Regions from separate parts of the Homo sapiens genome. Here region 1 is linked to region 2. A link is an interaction called in ENCODE POLR2A ChIA-PET data of the cell type or tissue named here. Cell type or tissue: A673. All regions are shown on one strand. Links, peaks and the distances in the headings refer to the core of each region. The heading gives the core; the rest is flanking DNA.

What was found. ChIA-PET counts read pairs that join two places held together with the same protein. Peaks named below come from ENCODE experiments on the same cell type or tissue, not always from the same donor. Only the 100,000 strongest peaks of a DNase experiment are listed, where the experiment ranks them.
Region 1: POLR2A ChIA-PET joins it to region 2 with 7 read pairs; 2 of 35 experiments call an interaction of 5 or more read pairs at or near these places.

The regions. Positions count from the first base shown.
Region 1 is chr1:77,418,960-77,426,892 of GRCh38, reverse strand. All of the region lies in intron 8 of AK5 (adenylate kinase 5), which reads right to left. It also overlaps the pseudogene RNU7-8P. Among named protein-coding and RNA genes, the nearest start is that of AK5, 140 kb to the right of the region's middle. In A673, for the core only: no CTCF peak of the experiment used is centred there; no DNase peak of the experiment used is centred there.
Region 2 is chr1:77,739,837-77,743,836 of GRCh38, reverse strand. USP33 (ubiquitin specific peptidase 33) reads left to right here. Exons shown (of 24, transcript NM_201624.3): 2 at 2,089-2,220; 3 at 2,408-2,461; 4 at 2,898-2,960. The coding sequence starts at 2,140. Among named protein-coding and RNA genes, the nearest start is that of USP33, 18 kb to the left of the region's middle. In A673, for the core only: no CTCF peak of the experiment used is centred there; DNase peaks (open chromatin) are centred at 1,606 and 3,836.

The sequences.
Region 1 (7,933 bases), core at 1,601-5,600, 320 kb after region 2:
GACCCAAGTGTTATTTAGAAATGTGCTGTTTAATCACCAGGTATTTGAGGATTTTCTATCTTTCTGTTATTGAATACTAGTTTAATTTGACTGTGTTCTGAGAGCAGACACTGTATGATTTATATTCTTTTAAACTTGTTAAGGTATGTTTTATGACCCAGAATGTAGTCTTGGTGAATATTCCATGTGAGCTTGAGAAGAATGTGTATTCTGTTGTTGTTGGATAAAGCAGTCTATAGATGCCAGTTATATCCAGTTGACTGGTGGTGTTTGGTGGTATTATTGAGTTCAACTACAACCTTATTGATTTTCTTCTGGTTGGATCTGTCCATTTCTGATAGAGGAGTGTTGAAGTCTCCAGCTATAATAGTGAATTCACTTATTTCTCCTTGCTATTCTACTAGTTTTTGCCTTACGTGTTTTGATGCTTAGTTGTTAGGCACATACACATTAAGAATTATTATGTCCTCTTGGAGAATTAACCTCTTTATCATTATGTAATGCTTTAAAAAATCTCTGATAACTTTCCTTCCTCTAAATTCTGCTCTGTCTGAAATTAATATAGCAACTCCTGCTTTCTTTTGATTAGCGTTAGCGTGGTAGAGCTTTCTCTATTTACTTTTAATCTATATGTGTCTTTATACTTAAAAGTGGGTTTCTTGTAGACAACATATAGTGGGGTCTTGATTTTTGATCCACTCTGACAATCTCTGTCATTTGATAGGTGTGCTTAGATCACTGAAATTTAAAGTGATTATTGATATACTTGGATTAATATATACCATATTTGTTACTGTTTCCTATTTGTTGCTTTTGTTCTTTGTTCCTATTTTTGTCTGGCAAACTTTTTCTGCCTTTTGTAGTTTTATTTGAGCATTATGAGTCTTTTTCTCTCCTTTATGAGCATACCACATATACTTCTTTTCTCACTTTTTAAATTGGTTGTCCTGAAATTTGCAATAAACATTTGCAACTATTTCAAGTCCACTTTCAAATAACACTCTACTGCTTCATGGGTAGTGCAAGTACCTTGTAATAACAAAACATTCCTAATTCCTCCTTTCTGTTCTTTGTATCATTGCTCTCATTTATTTCACTTACACATAAACATGTATACAGAATCATAAGTATATATAATTAAATATATTGTTGCTATTATTTTGAACATACTCATCTGTTAGATCAATTAAGAATAAGAAAAATTTCTTTATTTTATCTTCACTTATTCATTCTCTCATGCTCTTCCTTTCTTTACATAGATTTGAGTTTCTGAACTACATCATTTTTCTTTTCTTTTCTTTTTTTTGAGACAGAGTCTTGCTCTATCACCCAGGCCGGAGTGCAGTGGCATGATCTTGGCTCACTGCAACCTCCGCCTCCTGGTTTCAAGCAATTCTCCTGCCTCAGCCTCCTGAGTAGCTGGGACTACAGGCGTGTGCCACCATACCCGGCCAATTTTTTGGATTTTTAGTAGAGATGGGGTTTCACCATGTTGGCCAAGCTGGTCTCAAACTCCTGACCTCAAGCAATCCACCTGCCTTGGCCTCCCAAAGTGCTGGGATTACAGGCGTGAGCCACCATGCCTGGCTCTATGTCATTTTTTCTTCTTTAAAGAAGTTCTTTTAACATTTCTTGCCAGGCAGGTCTGCTGGCAACAAATTCCCCCAATTTTTGTTGATCTCAGAAAGTCTCTATTTCTCCTTCATTTTTGAAGGATAATTTTGTCGAGTACAGAATTCTAGGTTGGTGCTTTATTCCCCTCTTTCAACACTTTAAATATTTTACTCCATTTTCTTCCTGCATGCAAAGTTTCTGAAAAGAAAGTAAAAATGATTTTGATCTTCGCTCTACTACAGGTAAGGCATTTTTAAAATCTGGCTTCTTTCAAGATTTGTTTCTCTATTTTTGATTTTCTGAAGTTTGTATATAAAGGCCTTTTGTTTTGGGGCGTTTATCTTGCTTGATATTTTCTGAGATTCCTGGATCTGTGGTTTGGTGTTGTTCATTAATCTAGGGGAAATTCTCAGTTAATGTTGCTTCAAATATTGCTTCTGTTCATTACTCTCTTTCTTTTCCTTCTGGTATTCCCATTATGCATATGTTACATCTTTTGTAGCTGTCCTATGTTTCTCAGATATTCAGTTCTGTTTTTTCAGCCTTTCCCTTTGTTTTTCAGCCTTGAAAGTTTCTATTGTCATATACTCAAGCTCAGAGATTCTCTCCCCAGCCATGTGCAGTCTATTAAATGTACCCATCAAAGGCATTCTTCACCTCTATTACAGTGTTTTTGATCTCTAGAATTTCTTTTTGCTTCTGTGTTAGAATTTCCTTCTCTGCTTACATTATCCATTTGTTCTTGCATGTTGTCTATTTATTATCATTAAAGTCCTTGGCATATTAATCATAGTTTTAAAAAATTCCCAGCCTGGGCAACACAGCATGACTCATCTACACAAAAAATAAAATTAGCCAGGCATGGTGGTGTACATCTGTAGTCCTAGCTACTCAAGAGGCTGAGGCAAGAGGATTGCTTGAGCTGAGGAGCTCAAGGCTGCAGTGAGCTATGATCATGCCACTGCACTTCAACCTGGGCAACACAGCAAAAGTCTGTCTCTAAAAAATAAAATAAAATGTTCCTGGTCTGATGACCCACATTCCTGCTATATATGACTGGTTCTGATGCTTAGTCTATTCAAATCATGTTTTTTGCCTTTTGACATACCTTGTAATTTTTCCTTGACAGATGGACCTGATATACTGAATAAAAGGAACCACAGTAAATAATCTTTAGTAATGCTGTGATAAAGTATGGGGCCGGGGAATTGTTCTACAGTCCTATAATTAGGTCTCAGTCTTTTGGTGAGCCTGTGGCCCTGGACTGTGAACTCTGCCAGTGTTTTTCGATACTTTTCTCCCTTTGGGTGGGACAGGATGGCTAGAGGTGGCTAGAGTTGGGTTTTCTCTTGCTCTAGGAATGTTATGCCCTGGTAAAGTAGTTTCTTCTGAGGGCAGGCCTTGTTAAGGAGCAGAATGCTTTAGCATATTTCAAAGTGTTTTTTTTTTCTCCTCCCACGGCCAGAAGACTGAGGGGAATTTTTCCAGATATTCACTGTGAGGACCTGGCAAAGCTCCTGGAGGTAAAACTTACAGAAGTGTGGGGTCCCATGACTGGATCTCTCTGGGATTTTTAACTCTCATATTGTCCACACTGAACCTCCAGCTATTATCACTGTTCAGTGTTTCCAGCCCTGGTACAGGCTTCTACAGACGTTTCTGCTTGAGGGTTTCTGTTTGGGTAAGTTGTGATTCTCTGATTGTCTCTCCAATCTTTGGGGTAAGGGTTTGTCCTGTAACCTCACTTCTCTGACAGATCTAAGAGTGATTGTTTATTTTCAGTTGTTCAGCTTTTTACTGGTTGTTAGGATAGAGCAGCAACTTCTAAGTGCCTCACATGCCAGTCCAGGAATCAGAAGTGCTCAGACAACTGGCATTCACTTAGTTGAAGAAGAGGTGGCCTCTGTCAGCTATAGAAGGCTATCTTGAAAAGTTCAGTCATATTTGAAAGAGGGAAGGTAGGGAACTCACATTTATGCAGCATTTGTTCTGTACAAGGTACCCTGCACTCCCTACCTCTGACAACAGTAGTTCTTCTTTTTTTTTTATTTTTTTTTTTAGACGGAGTCTTGCTCTGTTGCCCAGGCAGGAGTGCAGTGGTGCTATCTTGGCCCACTGTAAGCTCCACCTCCCGGGTTCACGCCATTCTCCTGCCTCAGCCTCCCAAGTAGCTGGGACTACAGGTGCCCACCACCACGCCCGGCTAATTTTTTGTTTTTGTATTTTTAGTAGAGACAAGGTTTCACCATGTTAGCCAGGATGGTCTCAATCTCCTGACCTCGTGATCCACCCACCTTGGCCTCCCAAAGTGCTGGGATTACAGGCGTGAGCCACCGCACCCAGCCAACAGTACTTCTAAGTGGGGTTGTCACCACCATTTTCTCGAAGGGAAAATTGAGGCCCAAAAGGGGCTCAGTAAGGCATAAAAACATCACACATTAAGTAGAAGAACTGGAATTCATGTTCTTGGCTTTAAACAAATGGGCATTTATTGAGCATATGCCATATGCCAGGCTCCGTGGCAGGCACTGGGGATACAGAGAGCAGAACATAGTACCTGAAATGCAAGATAATATTACAACACAGAGTATCACGGGCCCCCTGAGAAGGTGAACCAAACCTGTGACAAGAGAAGGGTTTCCTAGAGGGGAAGCTTGGTCCTGATGGTGCATGAGTAGAGGTCACACGGGACAGAAGCAATAGGGTTGAGGAAACTTCCATATAGAGGAAAGGGACTGTGCAAACATGACCCATTTGAGGGACCTGAGAATGGCTTTGTGTGGCTGGAGCAGTCAGTGTGTTTTGATAAGTGGCAATGGATGAGTTTGGAGAAAAATGTAGGGGTCATATTCAGATTTGAAAGTTTCTATGAATCTTCTAAGAGCTTCCAGTTTAATTCTGAAATCGATGAAGAGCCAAGAAAAGTTTTAAGCCATGGAATGCCATGATTGTGTGTGCTTTCAGGAAGATAATTTGATGGGTGAGCAGACTGAGGGAAGGAGACTGGTTAGGAGGCTGGCCCTATGGTCCCAGGGAGGAAGGCTGAGGGTGTGAACCAAAGCATGGGCAGTGGAGTGGGAGAAGCAATTCCTGCACAGGAGAACTGAGTAGCTTCTTGATCAAACTGATGTAGGAAGAGAGAGAAAGGAAGGAGGCTAGGAAGACGCCCTTGTGTCTGGCTTGGGCAGCTGGAGAATGGTGGTATCATTCACAGAAATAGGAAGAACAGAAGGAAGAACAGATTTTGTGGGGGAAGATGGTGAGCGTGGTTTTGGACATGTTGAATTCAAGATGCACATGGGAAATCCAACTGGTGTTACTTAGTAGTCAGACATATGCAACAGGAGCTCACCAGGAAGCCTTAAGTGAAGTCAAAACCATGGCTGTGACTGAGCCTCTCACAGGAGAACATGTGCAGTTAGGAGAGAAGGGGCCATGGTCAGTATGCTGGGGAGTGTTCACAGTTAAATAATAGACTGATGGAGAGGAGTTCAGCAAGGAAACCAAGAATGAGTGAAGCGAGAAGTAAGAGGGAGGGATCACATGGAGGCAGGTGCTGCAGCCTGTGGTTAGGAGCAGAAGCTTTGTGGCTGAGACTGGCTTGGTGCTCAACAAACCCATCTCTCCCTTCCTGGGCATATAAATAAGCTCCATTTCTCAGCCTCCTTGCATCTAGGTAGAGCCAGTGACTAGGGTTGCTACTGAATGTGAGATGAGGTAATGTGCAATTAAATGCAGGTGCATCTTCCTCAAGTTCTTCTCCTTCCCATCCATAATCCCTTTGGAGATCACATGTAAAAGGAACTCTGGAAGGAAAGCTCTCAGATTTTGAGTTTTATTAATTATACCAGCATAACCTAGCCTATCTTTCCTGCGCCTGGCTCTGGAGTCACACAGCTGGATTTGAATCCTAGCTCTACCTTTTGAATCCTGGCTTTACCTCTTGCCAACCATGTGACCTTGAGTAAACTTCTTAATTTCTCTGTGCCTCAGATCCCTCATCAGGAAAATTGGGATAATAATAATATAGTTGTCTGAGGATAAAATGAGGTAATAAATATGAAGCACACCGACAAGTATTAAAAGCTCTAGAAATGTTGAAAGCTAATGGAAAGAATGTCAGGAATGGGGGAATGGTTCACGACAGGAGTCAGCAAACTATGGCCTGCAGGTCAAATCCACTCTGCTGCCTATTTTTATATGGCCTTTCAGCAAGAATGAATTTTACATTTTTAAATGGTGGAAATAAATGACATGAAAATTATATGGAATTTGAATTTCAGTATCCACATATGATGTTTTACTGCAACAAAGCCACATTCATTGTTTACATATTGTTATGGCTGTTTTGCTCAATGATGGCAGAGTTTGAGTAGTTGCAACAGATAACATACGGGCCCACAAAGCCTAAAATATTTACACTGCCTGGTCCTTTACAGAAAAAGTGTGGTGATCCCTAGTTTACGGTGTCAAATGCAGCAAAGGTCAAGAAAGATAACTAAAAAGGGTTAACTGGAATTGGCAAAAGATTACTAGTGAGCTTGTTAATGGCTTTATTGGAGTGGGGAAAGTGGAGAATAGATTTTGGTGCCAGGCAAATCAAAGTTTGATTTCTGACTCTACAGCTTGCTAGCTTTATGGTCTTGGGAAGTCAGTTAACTTTTGTGAGCTTCAATTTCCTTGGCTTCAAATTAGGGATTAACAGAGCTTACTTCTTGAGTTATTGTAAGGATCAGCAATAATGCATGTAAACCATAAAACACATTCCTGGTTTAGAGTAGGTGCTAAATAAATGCAAGTTCTTGTTTCATTTAATCTGCTGCAAACAAAATTGTCATTCCTTTATAGTAACTGCATTTTCACTTTTTAATTTTTTAAAAGAATTTTTTTTTCTGGGCTTTCCAGCAAAAACTAGAAAGCCTGCTAGACAAATTCTAAAAGAGCTGTAACACTATATTTTCACTTTTAATATTTTAGTTTTCTCTTCCATCTTCTGCTGGTTTACATTATATTTTAAGTCACTGCTCAAATCTCACCTCTTTAATGAGGGCATACCATTTAATATGGACCATCCTGATTAATGTGGTAATCTGTTCCTCCCCCAGCATTCCTAACCCCCTTACCTTTTCTACTTTCTTTTCTCATAGAGTTTATCACCTCTGACAATCTAGAAAACTGACTAATTTACTATGTTTATTGTTTACTTTCTGTCTTCTGCACTCTGATGTAAGCTTCTTGCCACAAGAGCCCTTGCTTCTTTTATGTAATTATATTCTAAGTGCCTAAACAGAAACTGGCACACAGTCGGTGTCCAATTAATACTTGTTGAATGATTAAATGAAAAAAGAGTAGATGAGGATTAAAAAAAAATCCTGCTCAGGACTGGATATGTTCCTTCCATCTTGGGACTGGGACTTGTCTTATTCATCTCTGTAAAATTCTCAACTATTATCTGTTAAAAAATAACTGTAAAATTCTCAACTATTAACTGTTAAAAAATAACCTCGGCTCCATCACCTCCATTCTCTCTTTCTGGAATTCCTTTTAGAATATGTTGAACCAATCATTCTATCCTCAATGTCTCCTAAGTTCTTTCTCATATTTGACAACTATTTAGCTCTGTGTTTTATTCTATGGCAATTTCCTCTACTCTATCAAGTGCCTTTTTAGCTGCATCTAGTTTACTATTCAACCGTTAATTGAATTTCTGTTTCAATTGACGATATTTTTGTGTGTGCCTACAATGCCTGTTTCTTCCCTTTTTCTTTCTTCTTTTCCATTTGTTCATGTATTTGTTTCATGGCTTCTAATCTTCCCTTTCAATATTTTGAATATCCTTATATTATGATTTCTTTCAGATTTTTCTGTTCTTTCTAGTTCTTGGGGGGTGTGGAGTCTTCCATTTCTTTAACTAGCTGGCTTCCTTGTTGTGAATCATTTCTTTGTGCAGTCTGTAATTTTAGATTGTAAGTGGTTGTTTTGCATTAGCCTCTGCTGGAGTCTTATGGGTCAGCAACTGAAAAGGCTCCCAATACATATCATTGAATGACCTGTCTTTGGAGGTTAGGATGGGAGGCAGTACATTGTGGCAGAGGCAGCACAACCTCTTTCTTTTGTAAATTGCCCAGTCTTGGGTATGCTAGAGAATGTGCCCTAAGTTCACATCCTTATTGTGAAACTATTTATGTAACCTTGGGTAAATTACTCTTCTAGTCCTTTTTTTTTTTGTCTGTGATATAGAGATAATAATTCTTACTTCCTAGAGATGTTGTGAAGAATTGCTGAGTTAATATAAGAAACTCGGCACAACGTTTTGCAT
Region 2 (4,000 bases), core at 1-4,000:
TTTAAAGACAGAACCAAAGTAACCTTTAGATTAAGGATAATTTCTTCCGATTATTGAGGCAATGCCATTCTGAGTGCATTATTTCCTCTATTATGGTGTCTTTCAACTGTGGCTGATGAGAATACCAACAACCCTTAAAGGCTTTGAGAATTGTTTTACCTAATCCTTTCCCGTGGTTTTTTTCTCTGGCTTGGGGTAGTCTAATCACATGGCGTGCACCTGTAGTTGTAGCTACATGGGAGGCTGAGACAGGAGGACGGTTTGAGACCAGGAGGTTGAGGCTGCAGTGAGTTGTGTTTGCCCCATTGTACTCCAGTGTGAGTGACAGAATGAGGCCCTGTCTCAAAAGAAAAAAGAAATGTTTGCACTATTAACCCTAGAGTGGTTCCTGGTGAATTTTGTGTGTTGCAGCGTAATAGTGAATTGATTATTTGATTTGATTTTGTTCAACTTTTCTTAAAAAAATGTATTTACACAAACCTGCACATTGTGCACATGTACCCTAGAACTTAAAGTATAATAAAAAAAATGTATTTACTAATGTGTTAATATTTCAGCAAATTTATTGCAATGGGTTTAAAAGGCAGACAGAGGCCAGGCGCAGTGGCTCACACCTGTAATCCCAGGACTTTGGGAGACTGAGGCGGGTGGATCACCTGAGGTCGGGAGTTCGAGATCAGCCTGACCAACATGGAGAAACCCCATCTCTACTAAAAATACAAAAAAAGTGGTCGGGTGTGGTGGCGCATGCCTGTAATCCCAGCTACTCGGGAGGCTGAGGCAGGAGAATCACTTGAACCTGGGAGGTGAAGTTTGCGGTGAGCTGAGATCACGCCATTGCACTCCAGCCTGGGCAGCAAGAGTGAAACTCTGTCTCAAAAATAAATAAATAAATAAATAAATAAATAAATAAATAAATAATAAAAGGCAGACAGACACTCTTATATAAGCTACAGGGTAACAAAGGGGTTCTATATAGTTATAAACTATTACATAGACCTGCATGGTTTATTGAATAACTTATAAACCACAAAGGAAATTAAATTTACAGTGTTTCTGAAGTTCAAACTTTTAAACTGTTTCATTCTATCCTAGCAAGTTCTAAACTTTTTTTGGGAAAGTGTTCTCAAACCTCAAAGTTGAATTAAGAGCATGAAAAGCCCTGTTATTAAAAAGGTACAACCAAAAGATCTAGGAATACCAAATTAGACTTGAGACCTTTGGAAATCACTCGCTTTACTTGAACCAAACACTGTGGATCAGTAAAGTTTGCATCTCTTAGCCTTATGTGCAAATGAAGCTAATAATGGTGCCTATTTCAGGGGTTGTAAAGATCATGAAAATGGGGTTCTCAAACCTGGAGAGATTTTGTCCCCCAGAGGGTATAATTTAAAACAGTCTAGAGACACTGGTCATCAGAGTTCAGAGTGGTGGCAGGGATGGTCTGTCTGTCTCTTGTGGATAGAAGTGGGAATGTTGCCAAATAACCTGCAGTGCACAGGACAATCCCTCACAGCGAAGAATTATCTGGCCCTAAGTGTCAATAGTGCCGGGATCGAGAAACCCTGATATAAAGTGCTTATCCTGGTATAAGGCCAGGATACCAGATGATTTAATTTATGCCATCAGTAGGGGGTCCTATTAGTAGAAAAATGAAGCTTTCTACTTGAAGTTTTTTTTTTTCAACTCCTAGTCCAGCCTAAGGATTAATTTTTTTTTTAAAAGGATAAAAGTGCTTCACAGTTGAATAACTTGAATATTCCCCCCTTTTATTTATCTATAAAAAGTGAAATGAGAGGGGAAAAGCAGCAAAAGTCATGGAGAAACAAACTTACATTTGTTTATAGATGTCAATTTTAATAAAATGTTTATGTAGTAGAGAAATTTCCAGTGTTCAGATTAACTTCAATTCTGAAAACTCATCTATGTTTGAGAATACACTCTTTTTACAGGGCAAACTTATATCATTCTTATGTTATCTTTTAATCATTTTTAATATGTTAACATTTTAATTTTTTTATTTTTTGGAATCTTTGCAGGCATTGTAAGCATTTATTAATTTTTTTGTGTGTGTTACTTTTCTTATAGGTGTTACCTCATTTTGAAAGTCTTGGGAAACAGGAAAAAATTCCTAACAAAATGTCAGCTTTTCGAAATCATTGTCCACATTTGGATTCAGTTGGTGAAATAACAAAAGAAGATTTGATACAAAAATCCCTTGTAAGAAACAGGTTTTTTCTTCCTTGAAAAACTATTCACTTTTCTCTTGAATGTGTAATTTTCATAAATTACTGTAATACTCTATGAGCAGTATTTTAAAAATATGTATGATGTCATTAGTGCATTAGTGAATTGTATGTGTTTGTGTCAATATAACCAATGTTGTCTTTTTAATTTCTTTTTATAGGGTACTTGTCAGGATTGTAAAGTCCAAGGACCAAATCTTTGGGCATGTCTGGAGGTGTGTATATGTTTTTTCCTGAAAAGATTGCTATAATAATAATAAATTTGGATCTGAATAATCATAACCAGAAAATTTTTGATACTTAAAGTGATTTTTGTAAATTAAACTTGCTTTTAAAAGGTCATTATTAATAACAAAAATTAAACTTTGGAAAGATCTTAATCTGTAGTGCTTTTGTAGTTTTTAGTAAATCACTCAGCTATTTTATGCTTGCCTTTTATTAGAAATGACATAGCTTTTAGCTTAGAAATATATCCTGGTTTTATTTTGTGCCTGGAAACATTTGGTTAAATTTAATGACTGGAAAGTCATTTACTCATTGAATGTAAAACAGGTAATCCAAACTTAATTGTAAATGTAATTGTAATGCTGTTATAAATTTACATGTATATTATAAAGTACCTTATTTTTCTTCCTATATAATTATTTATAGAATAGATGTTCATATGTTGGCTGTGGTGAATCACAAGTAGATCACAGCACCATACATTCTCAGGTATGTATATAAAAAATTTAATGGAAGACTTGTTAAAAAAAGTGCCTGAAGGAAAGGGAAAGCCAGTATAACATTATTAATTCAAGTTGTAATTCAAATTTGCACTCTAAGTTAAAACTTCACTTACATTCTCTGTGAAGGATGGGGAAGGGAATTGCTAGGAGGATGAACATTAGAATGAGGTTGTGATTAAGAAAGCACTGATTTCAAAAGTGTACATCCGGCCAGGCATGGTGGCTCACGCCTGAATCCCAGCACTTTGGAAGGCCAAGGCAGGTGGATCACCTGAGGTCAGGAGTTCGAGACCAGCCTGGCCAACATGGCGAAACCCTGTCTCTATTAAAAGTACAAAAAAATTAGCTGGGTGTGGTGGTGGGCACCTGTAATCCCAGCTACTCGGGAGGCTGAGGCAGGAGAATTGTTTGAACCTGGGAGGCGGAGGTTGCAGTGAGCCGAGATCGTGCCATTGCACTCCAGCCTGGGCAACAAGAGCGAAACTCCATCTCAAAAAAAAAAAAAAAAGTGTATATCCAGATATTTGAAGGTGATAGCTGGCATATTAGGAGGTTGAAGCCCAAGAGAGAGTGGGTGCTTAGGTTTATGACATGGCCTGGCTAACTTCTTTAAGTCTCAGCTCATGTCATATTGCCTTTTCCTGCACATAGTCCTAACTGGACTCACCTTTCTGCTTTGCTCTGGTTGTTTGGTACTTCCCATGTAACTCTGGCATGCCTCTTCTATAGTGTTATGTAGAGCTCCCATTCTAAATGGAAAGTTTCTCGAATGACTTTGTTTTAAGATGCACATTGATACCTCTACAGCATCAACTGTTCTCAACCAGGATTCCTCTATAGAATTAATTAAGCCTGAATACCCAAGCTCTGAGTCATCATTGTATATCATTTGCCTCTTTCTGTGCATCTAAGATGGTATTTGCTGTGTACCACCATTGGGAGAATTGATAAATTAGTCACTCAGATCATTTTTTGTAGGGCTTAATTCTGTAGCAGAACTCTGGTTGTGAAAGGCTAGACTTTTAT